Linked DNA regions of Homo sapiens: region 2 is linked to region 1. The links are chromatin contacts, found by Hi-C or POLR2A ChIA-PET in ENCODE. All regions are on one chromosome and are shown on one strand. The core of a region is the stretch at or near the end of the contact, and the rest is flanking DNA. Distances in the headings are between cores, read along the strand shown.

Evidence for each region. A loop is a pair of places that touch in the nucleus more often than their neighbours do. ChIA-PET counts read pairs that join two places held with the same protein, here RNA polymerase II (POLR2A). Pooled maps may share reads with other maps.
Region 2: a map of CD8-positive, alpha-beta T cell shows a loop between it and region 1 (2.6-fold over the local background). The contact joins the enhancer-like site here to the promoter of HOXB-AS1 in region 1. A Hi-C loop is called at or near these places in 3 of 168 maps with a recorded cell type or tissue (CD8-positive, alpha-beta T cell and naive thymus-derived CD4-positive, alpha-beta T cell), 2 of 37 single-sample maps with no recorded cell type and 9 of 50 pooled maps. POLR2A ChIA-PET finds 5 or more read pairs at or near these places in 9 of 52 experiments (CD4-positive, alpha-beta memory T cell, CD8-positive, alpha-beta T cell, T-cell and 5 more).

The regions. Positions count from the first base shown.
Region 1 is chr17:48,542,935-48,548,061 of GRCh38, forward strand. HOXB-AS1 (HOXB cluster antisense RNA 1) reads left to right here and starts at 1,417. Exons shown (of 7, transcript NR_102279.1): 1 at 1,417-1,478; 2 at 2,187-2,423; 3 at 2,561-2,630. It overlaps HOXB2 (homeobox B2), which reads right to left and starts at 2,175. Exons shown (of 2, transcript NM_002145.4): 1 at 1,587-2,175; 2 at 1-813. The coding sequence starts at 1,977. The coding sequence ends at 134. RefSeq lists a silencer at 301-590 and an enhancer at 398-1,043.
Region 2 is chr17:48,439,240-48,444,274 of GRCh38, forward strand. It overlaps a transcript of SKAP1 not described here. Among named protein-coding and RNA genes, the nearest start is that of SKAP1, 12 kb to the left of the region's middle. Within about 2 kb of position 2,177, at least 7 of the 41 ENCODE cell types and tissues checked have a DNase peak (open chromatin) inside an H3K27ac peak, as active enhancers do; they include CD8-positive, alpha-beta T cell, where a contact is called at or near this core.

The sequences.
Region 1 (5,127 bases), core at 167-2,666:
AAACGCTAATTCAGTAATACCTGAATTTTAGCAAAACACATAAGTCTATGCGACTGAGGGTGGGAGAGGCTCGATTTTTCCAGTAGACGGCCAAGGAGCGCGGGGGTCGAAAGGACCGGGAGGAGGAAACAGGTTAGGGAAACTGCAGGTCGATGGCACAGAGCGTACTGGTGAAAAAATCCAGCTCTTCCTCGGAAAAAGGGACCGGGCTGTCGAGAGAACCCTGTAGGCTAGGGGAGAGGCCTCCGGATAGCTGGAGACAGGAGTCGGCCGCGAAGAAGTTGAGGTCGGGAAGGAAAGGTGAATCCTGGCGCCCCGAGAAGACGTCTTCTGGCAATGGCCCGGGCTCCAGCCCGCCGGCCCCGCGCAGCGCGCAGCCGGGACTCGACGCGCCTGCGCCCTCTAAGCGAACGGCTAAAGGCCGGGGGTCCGCGCTTAAGGCCCCCGGCACCACCTCCGGCGGGTGACAGCAGGCTTCCCACGCCGCCCGCGAGGCGGAGGGGCCGCCCGGGCTGGCCGCGGGTTCCTCGGCAGGGTCGCAGATGTCCTCCAGGGCTCCCGGGCAGGCAGGCTCCCCATCCGGCGGCTCTCGGTGCTGCGTCTGCCGCTTGTGCTTCATGCGCCGGTTCTGAAACCAGACTTTGACCTGCCTTTCGGTGAGGTCCAGCAAGGCCGCGATCTCGACGCGGCGTGGCCGGCACAGGTACTTATTAAAGTGGAATTCCTTCTCCAGTTCCAGCAGCTGCGTGTTGGTGTAAGCCGTGCGCAGCCTGCGCGCCCCGCCGCCACCAGCCTCCGGCAGTCCCAGGCCATCTGCAGGGAAAACAGGCTCGGCGTCATAGCGGGCCGTGTACTCAGCCCAACCTCAGTTCGGACTACCCCATCCTCCAAAACCAGTATCACCTCTCCCCTTCCTCGCCACCCCACCCCCGCCCCCACCCCAAAGCCGCTCGCTTTACTGCTTTTGGGTTTTCTTCTCTCCCTCTCTAGTCTACAGCCCCGGCCCGGGTCAGGGCAAAGCATTCAGAGCCGCCCACGGGCCACGCAGGGGGCGGAGAGCGGCTCCCTTCGGCGCCGGAACCTCAGATCCCCCTCCCAAGCCCTCCCAGTGGACCCCTCAATTCGGAACTTTCCAACTCAACCGGAGCGAGGGTCAGAAAGATTGTTCTTCACCCCTCTTCCTCCCTAGCTCTGAATTCTTCCTCTTCTCCTAGAGTTGGGGCAGAAAGGACCGAATCTTTTCTGCTTCTAGGGTCTATCCCAGCAACAACATACTCATTCCCCTACACAGATACGGGTGAAAACCTCAATCAAATCATTTTCTTCTAGCAGAAAAAAAGGCGTTTCCCCAACCAGCTTCCAAAATCAGCCATAGGGAGAGAAAGAGAGAGAGAGACAGAAAAAAAAAAAGACGCTGTTAGCGGCCAGGCCTGAACCCCAGTGGGATATTCTACTTCCCCATCCCAGGAATGGAGGGGGTAAGGAACCCCAACAGGCTCGCCACCATTTTTTTTAAACCTCCTTCCACTGCTTTTTCTCCCCCTCTTCTAGCTGCCCCTCACCCCACCCCCACCACGCTTACCGACCTGCAGGCGATCCGACCCCGGAGGCCGGAACGGCGGAGGCGGCCGGAGAAGGAGACGTGGCGGATTGGCTGGGTTTCTTGGCGGATTTCTTCTCTTTCATCCAAGGGAACTCGGGGGCCGGGGGGGCAGCGGGGAGTGGCGGCGGCGGTGGCGGCGGCAGAGCAGGCCCATCTTCGGCTCGCTTTTGGCTCCTGGGTCTCTGAAGGGTGGAGGCGCCGGGCTGGAGGCTGGGGAAGGTTTGCTCGAAAGGAGGAGGAGGAGGAATTAATGTCGACTCCTTGATTGATGAAGTTTGAAATGTCTCCAAGACAGCGGGGAAGGAAGTCAGACACTCGGCGAGCGACGGCTGGCTGTTTATAAACCCAATCTCCCTCTCAAATTCAAAATTCATGGCTTTCAATGGTGGGGGAGGGGGCTGCTGGGGGGGGCGTCAGGAGGGAGGATCGGAAGGGACCCCCCTCCTGCACCCCCCCCGATTTATGTAATGGAGCGATTTTGGGAGGGGGAGATTTCGGTCTCTCTTTTTTTTAATTTTGGGCCTTTATAATTGTATATTGCTGATAAATACAAGCGTATGGGGACTCTCTCTATTAAACCCAGGACTCCAGCGAAATTACAGGGAATTCGTGGTCACGGGACCGGCCTCCGCCAATCGCTCGTCTGGGCCTGGTGGAAAACAGAGAGCATTATTTGGTTTAATTGATTCAAAAACACCAGAGGACCACGACCAGGACACCATGAGCCCCCATTCCTACACCAGTGCCTCACATGCTCTCTCCCCAATGCCTCCGTTTCTCCAGAAAAGCTAGAGGAACCTTTTCCTCATCCCCTTCGAAGGTTAGAAGGTTTCAGAAGCCTGGAAAAGAAGAGACTCTAAGGGAGAAACCTTCCTCTTTTCCAAGTATTTTAATAGAGTAAATTAAGGCCTTCTTTACGTGGCCAGCAGCATCCCCTTCCCTTCTCCCCTTCCCCAGGAAAAGATGAGTGAGGATCTCCGCGTTGGAGGAAGAGGGAGTCGAAAGAGGCTTCCACTCTTTGAAAAAGGTCAGTATTAAGGTGAAAATAAGAAAGAGATTTACAATCATCACACCACTATCCCTGTTACCCTCCAAAAACAACAGTTAAATCTTGGGAAATGGACAGGAACTCCCAGGCAGACACATAGGAGTGAGATGGAGCATAAGGGGCATTTTTGGGCCTCTGGCCTCCATCGCTGTATGGTCTGGGTTCTCTTCTCTGCCCAGTGTTTGCAGCACTGCCTCTGCCCCTTATGTACCCCTGCTTTCCTCACTTTCAGGCTTCCATGCTTCTCTGTGACATCCCCCAAAAACAGGCAGAGTCTAAGATGTGCATGTACCCACTCAAGCCTCAAGCTTGTATCTGTATCCATATCCAGGGACATGAACAAGAACTGAGGTAGCCATTGGTTTAACTTAGAGCACTCTCAAAGTTCAGATCAGCGTTATGTGTGTGCATGAGTGTGGTGGGGAGATTTTCCCCTAGGACAAAGAGACTTTCCCTCCCATTTTTGCCATTGTGCTAGTTAAAAAAGAAAAAAGAAAAAAAAAAAAAAAAGAATCCCTGACAAGGAAGAATTCCCTGAAGATGGTAGGGGTGGAAATAATGACCACTGAGATGATATTCCATTTCTGGCTGCTGGGGGAAAATGTTTTTAAAATTTATTTTATTTTGAGGAGACCAAGATAGTCTGAAGTTTAGAGTGTTGTAATTTACTATGGGGAGAGGGCACAAGACTCTGAGCCCCAAGCAATTGGTGGGAAACTAGGCCTCAAAGCAGAAAATGAAAAGTCGATCTGGGGGAAGATTTTTAAATAAGTGGGTCAGACGGATGGAGAGGAGATGAGGCGATCAATCTTAGCCCCCTGACAGCTCCCTCCGATTGCATCAAAGAATTTGGCTCTTTGGGAAAGCAGAGCGAACAGCCAAAATTTCACATCCCTTAAAAAGGCCTGGGGGTGGGGGTGGGGGTGCAAAAGAGAAGGGTGATTCTGGGAGAGCTGGGAAACAGATGGGAAATGGGGACAGAGGGAAAGCGCTAAGTTGGGTGGAAAGTTTGCCTGGAGAACTCCCATGGCTTTGGCCTCCCCTCCCCCTCCTCTCTCTCTGCTGCCCAGCCAGGAGGAGAAGGCTGGTTAGCAGAGAAATGGCAACTGAGCCCGGAGCTGGAACTAGAAACTTTCTGTCAGTGTAACATCTGCGTGAGTACTTAAAAAGAAGGACAGAGAAGTCTGAGTAGAAGCATGAGGGTGGGGGAGAGGAGGATGGAGAAAGGGGAGTTGGAGGTGGGGGCTGCAGGGACCGAGGAGGCATGCTCTGGAGGGCTCAGAACAGAGAGAGCTGCTCTGACCTGGGCAAAGTGGCCAGCGACAGTAGTGTGCAACTAGGCTCCAAAGAAAACAATTTTTGCCATTTAGAGGTGTGGATGGGGGTGGGCATAGAATAATCCAAATAGTAGCTGTCTGGAAGTCATGCAGGGAGGCCTGAGAGTGGGTTCTCCCTCTGGCCACCCCCTTGAACACCTCTGAAAGTTTAGCAACAGCTTCTGTAGCTGGCTGAAGGATCCAGAGCTTATCTCAGGCAACTCGGGCAGACTGTCCCTGCAGGAAATACAGCTCTCTCTAACCCTCACTGACAGATTTTATGGCCAGATTAGCAAACAGCGGAAAACTTGGGTGTTAAAAGGGGCCCAGAGAACCCTCCTTTTCAGAGACATCCCTCCCCCGCCCCCCTGTCCTGCTGTGAATTTAACAGCACGGATATTTTACCCACGTCTTTGGCTGCTTTAGCTGAGCGCCTGGAATCTTCCAAAGAGAAGGATAGGGAACACCAAGCCAAGTTGGTTCTTATTTTTCTTGTTTGCAATTCCAGCTTCGAGCCAAAGCTCTGTTTTTCAAACTTAAGCTAAATTCTCTTTCTTGGCCTCTTTCCTGCTAGATAAATAACAACCCAACCCAGCCCCAGAGCCAAACATGGTGCTTCATCTAGTTATATCATTCAGAAAATGTTATTCAAGGAAGAAGAGAGAAAGAGAAAGAAAGAAAAACCCTTGAGCGTTATTTGATCCCAATCAAACTTTGCACGCTCTTATGCCTTTAAATTATAGCCTGACCCAATGCTAAATTGCTTGCTGCTTGGATGAGTCCAGTTAAAATCCTACTTGGTGGTGGGGAAGGGGGAGGGCGTAGAGTTCAGGTTGCTTTTTTATTGTTATTTATTGTTGCATAAAGACTATAATTACTAACCTTGGACTGCCAGGATGCAACATAAAAATGAAAATCAGCCCTCTCTTTAAGGCAGGGCCTGGAACGATTCTCACTCCCCCAACATCACTACCACCAAATATATGCTCCTAATTAAGCAATGCGGGCACATCGCTTACAATTAGAATTATGCAGCTCTTCAGCAAGCAGCCATCGCTTCTCTTTCAACGAATTAGCTCCATATTTCAGCCGCCCTGTCTTCTCGCTCTTATCGGCTCCAGCGACTCGGCGGTGACATTTCATCTTTGACAGACCTTCTC
Region 2 (5,035 bases), core at 927-3,426, 100 kb before region 1:
TGAGACTATTGATGCAGAATTTCCTTTTTCAGAGCTCAATATTCCAATCAAAGCCTGTTGCATCACATCACTGAGGCCATCCACTTAATGACAAATTGTAAGATGCATATTGCAGAATATTCATGTTCATTTTATGCTCACAGTGCTTGAAATCTCCTCTAAACAGCCTCTGCTCTCAGCCTATTAAGGTGCCCGTGTTATCTACACTTCATTCAATGGTGTGGAAATAATTGTCTTGAGACGAAAGAAAAAATTGATGGTCACAAGCCAAGTCAGCACTTGTGTTCTTTTCTTACTCTGTTGAATCTGGTGTTATTTACCTCTTCCAACACCTGGGACTCCTGATAAGTCACTCCCATGATAGCTTTTTCCAGGACAGTGCTATGGGGTCTTTAGAATAAGTAGGGATCCTTCATAAGCTATATTGTTATCAGCACAATTCATGCAGCTACCAGATGTGCAAAATAGAAACCACCAAGGGCATTCAGGCAAAGGGGGCTTCCCCAGCTCCATATGGCCACTATGACATGTGCTCATGAGTTGGAGGAGGAATCAGAGAAAAAATGAGATGCACTAAACATGAGGGCCTGTGTTCTTGCGAGAAAATGCTTATATTCTGACAATGTTGGGGCCCTTTTTTACTGCCCTTCATCTGCTATCCCAGCACCTGCACCCTATAGCCTGACTCCCTACAAACCTGGCTCTACTAAAAAGACCTTCCTGTTAGAGACAGGTGGGCCCTTTTCTTCATCTCTTCCCCTTCCTCTTATCTCTGGGACGAAGCACCAGGACGCGGGCTGGTGGAGGAGAGCAATTGCCCCTGGCAGCTGATAGTTCAGCAATGCGGCCTGCGACTTTGCCTTTAAATATCAACCACATGCACAGAAAACACCCTGGCAGCCTGAGAGGTTTCCATGGTGACAGAATGCAGGCCATGACCTCTGTAAATGTAATCAGAGCACTGGGATTGGTGTGCAAGACAGGTTTAATTTCTCCTGCAATGGAAGCTCTGTGGTCCTGGCCCTACATAGGCTTCATACGTTGACAGACAACCTGTTTATCTCCACCAGGGCAGCTCTACATATGGCAGTTCCCTCTGCCCCAGAGCTGCTTCCTCTACTGTCTGAGCAGGCTGCAGGATGTAGAAGGTCACTGAGGACTGGGACAACAGTCATATCAATATCTGGCATCCTTGCGCAGTGTCCTTGGGAGGTGAGACTGTCCCTTATACAAAGAGCAGCTGTGGCGTAAGGGTCTGACCAAGGACTCAGAAGATTGGCCAAGGTTTTCATCCCTGCTGTGCCACCAACCTTGTGACCTAGGGCAAGTCATTTAACCTCCAACTTTCAACATCTTCACTCCAAGGAGAAAATGCCTGGGAAAGGGAAGGCCAAGGGCTTCCAAAGTCCGCAATTTAAGATGGTACCCAATAATGGTTAATGTGAGGATCCTCCCACCCTCAGTGGACTCATACCCCAAGAAATGAATGCTAGTCACTGGTGTCAGTGCTGCCAGTGGTGAGGGGAAGGCTCACTGTGGGAGAGGCTCAGCAGGACTTCCCCACCTCTATCCTGAATTGGAACAAAACCAGGATGCATTTTTTCTAAGCCAGCCCAGAGTAGTAGACTAGAGTTTTGCACTAAACTGACAGGAAACAGACAGAGGCTCAGAGGGAAATGTAGCTGCATCAAAGGAGGACCCCACAGCCTCTTTCCTTAAACTCCATGCAACCTCAGCAAAGAGTTTCTTTGGTCACTTGGATGCTAGCACCCCGATTCCATTTCTAATTCACATGAGATGCTGGCCGACTTCAGTTGCCAGTTATCCTGCTTCTCTGATTCTTTCACTTTTCCAGTATAGTGTTCTAAAAAACAAAAACAAAAACCAAACAAACAAACAAAAAAAGATTTGGACTAAGATGAGATTCATAGGGTTGCATGAAACATTTTTCTTCCCAGAGGGAGCTGGTCCATAAGATTCCCCTTGCAGAATGAGATTCAACAAGGAATCTCAGAATTTCAGAGCTGGAAGGAACTTTAGAAACCCTTTTACCTACAGAGAGAAACCTGAGGGACTAGCCTGGATGTCCCTGGGTTACAGCAAATTAATGGCAGAACCACAAGAGCATCAGGGCCTCACTCTGCTTGGCTGAGTATTAATTTACCTCATGGGTGCTTTTGAACCTCAAACTAAAATAGAGGGGAAGTGGGGGGAGGATTCAAAAGTGGTTGATGAACATTAGAATCAGGAAATGGTGATTTGGTTGAATCTACAGATAATAGCTTTACCACTTCCTGTGTCAGCTGATGCCAAAAGAGAGAAGATTCTAAAGAAGAAAATAGTTACGTGACAGAACTGTGGGCTTCCACACAACTGTCTCCACCCAGGCCATACTCTTTCTCTAAGGCCATTGAGGAGAGTATAAACCTGATTGCTCAGGGGTTTCATTGGCTGGTGTCCAACACAAAATCACAAGATCAAAGAACAGTGGAGTTTATAGGAACCCCAAGAGAACATCTGGTCTGACATTATGTCTTCTGGTTGCTGAGTAACTAAACCATCTAGGACAGGTAATTTAATTGTCTTTCCTTTTTATTAAAGGACTCAGTTTCCCAACTATAAATGAGGAAATAAGGTTCCTTCTAGGTCTAACATGCCAGAACTCCATGATCTCGAAAGGTGGAGATTTCCCAACCTTTTCCAGGATCCCTTTACAGCATTTAACGCATATCTTGTAAGTAGCAGGCTTCCCTGGCCTCAAGCTTAACATCATCAGTGTGGCAAGCACCAAGGGTTTGTCCAGCTCCCAGGGATTACCATGGACTCCAGGAACATGCACTGAAGTTCCTTTTAGTGTTTTAAGGAGGAGGAGGAGGCAACCATTTATGTAATTCTCATGTCGGTCCAAGTTGTTAATACTCCAGTAGTTGGTAGGCCCAACCTGAGTGCGTTGTGGCCATGGGGTGTGGTGGGGTGTGAGGTGGTGTCAATTACATAACAGCTCCTACAGAAACTGTGTGGAATAGGGGAGAAAAGAAATTCTTAGACAACACAGTTGGTTATTTCTGGAAGAAATGGGTAGGTTTGCTGCACAGAAAAAGCAATCTATCCATCATACCCCTTGTTCTTCAGACCTGCCTATGTATGCCTGAATCATTATAGAAAAGTTTCCAATTCTGAGCCCTTGAAAATCAGGGATATGATTATGCTCACTCCACTCACTGAAGCCTTAGTTCCATCCTGCCTGGGACTCTGCTATACTTGGTGTTACATTTTTGGATGTGAAATGTGCAGGGTGGACTCAGACTCCACAACCACTTGTCCCCTTCTTGGCCAAGTCACCTTCTCCTTCCAACTTCTCTAGGTAAGTAAATGGCACCATGGATAATCCAGTTGCCCAATCTGGAACCCTGGGGGGTCATCTTTCTTCCCTCTTTCTTCCTCTGCCAAGTCTAGCTGGAAAATATGTTTCAAACAATCTGTTTCTCTCTAGTCTGTTGCCACCATCCTGGTCCAAGCCACCATCATCTTCTACCTTGCAACCCTCTGGTTTTACGCCCCACCAACCCATTTTCCACCCTAAAACCAGTGATGTCATTTTTAAAAATCTGCCCATGCCTCTTTCCTAATTAAAATTTTAGTAGCTTCCCAATATTTCACTTCCTCACAATGGCTAACAAGCGTCTACCATCGCCACCACCATAACCTCCTGCTTATCTTTCTAGCCTTGCTGCCTGCATGGACCCTTTACTCTCCATCATCTTCAGTAACAGACTTCCTGCAGTTTTTCAATGAGTCATACCCACTCCCACTTCCGTTTGCTCACATGTGCTGTTCCTTCTGTCTACAACACTCTTCCCCTTCCCCTTCACCCAGCTAACTCCTACTCATGCTTCAAGTCTCAACTTCATTTTGTCTGGTTAACCAACCTTGGCTCCCCAGACTGGGTTATATTTCCCTCTCCTACATTCCTGTAGCATTTAGCACCTGCTATTCAAAACTCACATCCCATCTGTAATTATTAAAATTATTAAAAGTAATGGCAAAAACAGCAATTACTTTTGCACCAACCTAATACTTGTCTACCTGCCACCTGTCTTCTCCTCCTGAGGGTTCAGATCTTACCTATCTTATTTCCTAATGTATTCCCAGCAACTGCTATGCTTGGTGTATAGTAGGTCCTCAATAAAGGATTACTGAGTGAGTGCTACAAGGTAAGTCTGTTTGTTTGTTTGTTTGTTTGTTTGTTTGTTTGAGACAGAGTCTTGCTCTGTCACCCAGGCTGGAGTGCAATGGTGCGATCTCGGCTCACTGTAACCTCTGCCTCCTGGGTTCAAGCAATTCTCCTGCCTCAGACTTCCGAATAGCTGAGATTACAGGTGCGTGCCACCACACCTGGCTAATTTTTGTATTTTTAGTAGAGACAGGGTTTCTCCATGTTGGCCAGGCTTGTCTCGAACTCCTGACCTCAAGTGATCCACTCACCTTGGCCTCCCAAAATGTTGGGATTACAGGCGTGAGCCACCATGCCTGGCCTGTTGGGTTTTTTAAAAATAATTTTATTTTGAAATAATTTCAAACTTACAGAAAAGTTATCATAGTATCTAGAACTCAAGTATACCATTCACTTGGAATCATCAATTATTAACTTCGATTATTAATTATTAAATTTAATAATCATCAATTATTAAATTTACTTTATTTTTCATAATAAATAAAATGTTAATTATAGAAAAGTAATTAGTACTAGATTAATTTACATTTTTTTCTGAATTTGAGAGTAAATTACAGTCATCACGCTCCTTTTCCCTAAAAACTTCAACGGTATTTTCTAAGAATGAGGATATTCCCTTAAAAATAACACCTAGTACGAGGCCGGGCGCAGTGACTCACGCCTGTAATCCCAGCACTTTGGAAGGCTAAGGCGGGTGGATCACTGAGGTCAGGGGTTCGAGACCAGCTTGGCCAACGTGGTGAAACCCCATCTCTACTAAAAATACAAAATTTAGCTGGGCGTGGTGGCATGCGTCTGTAA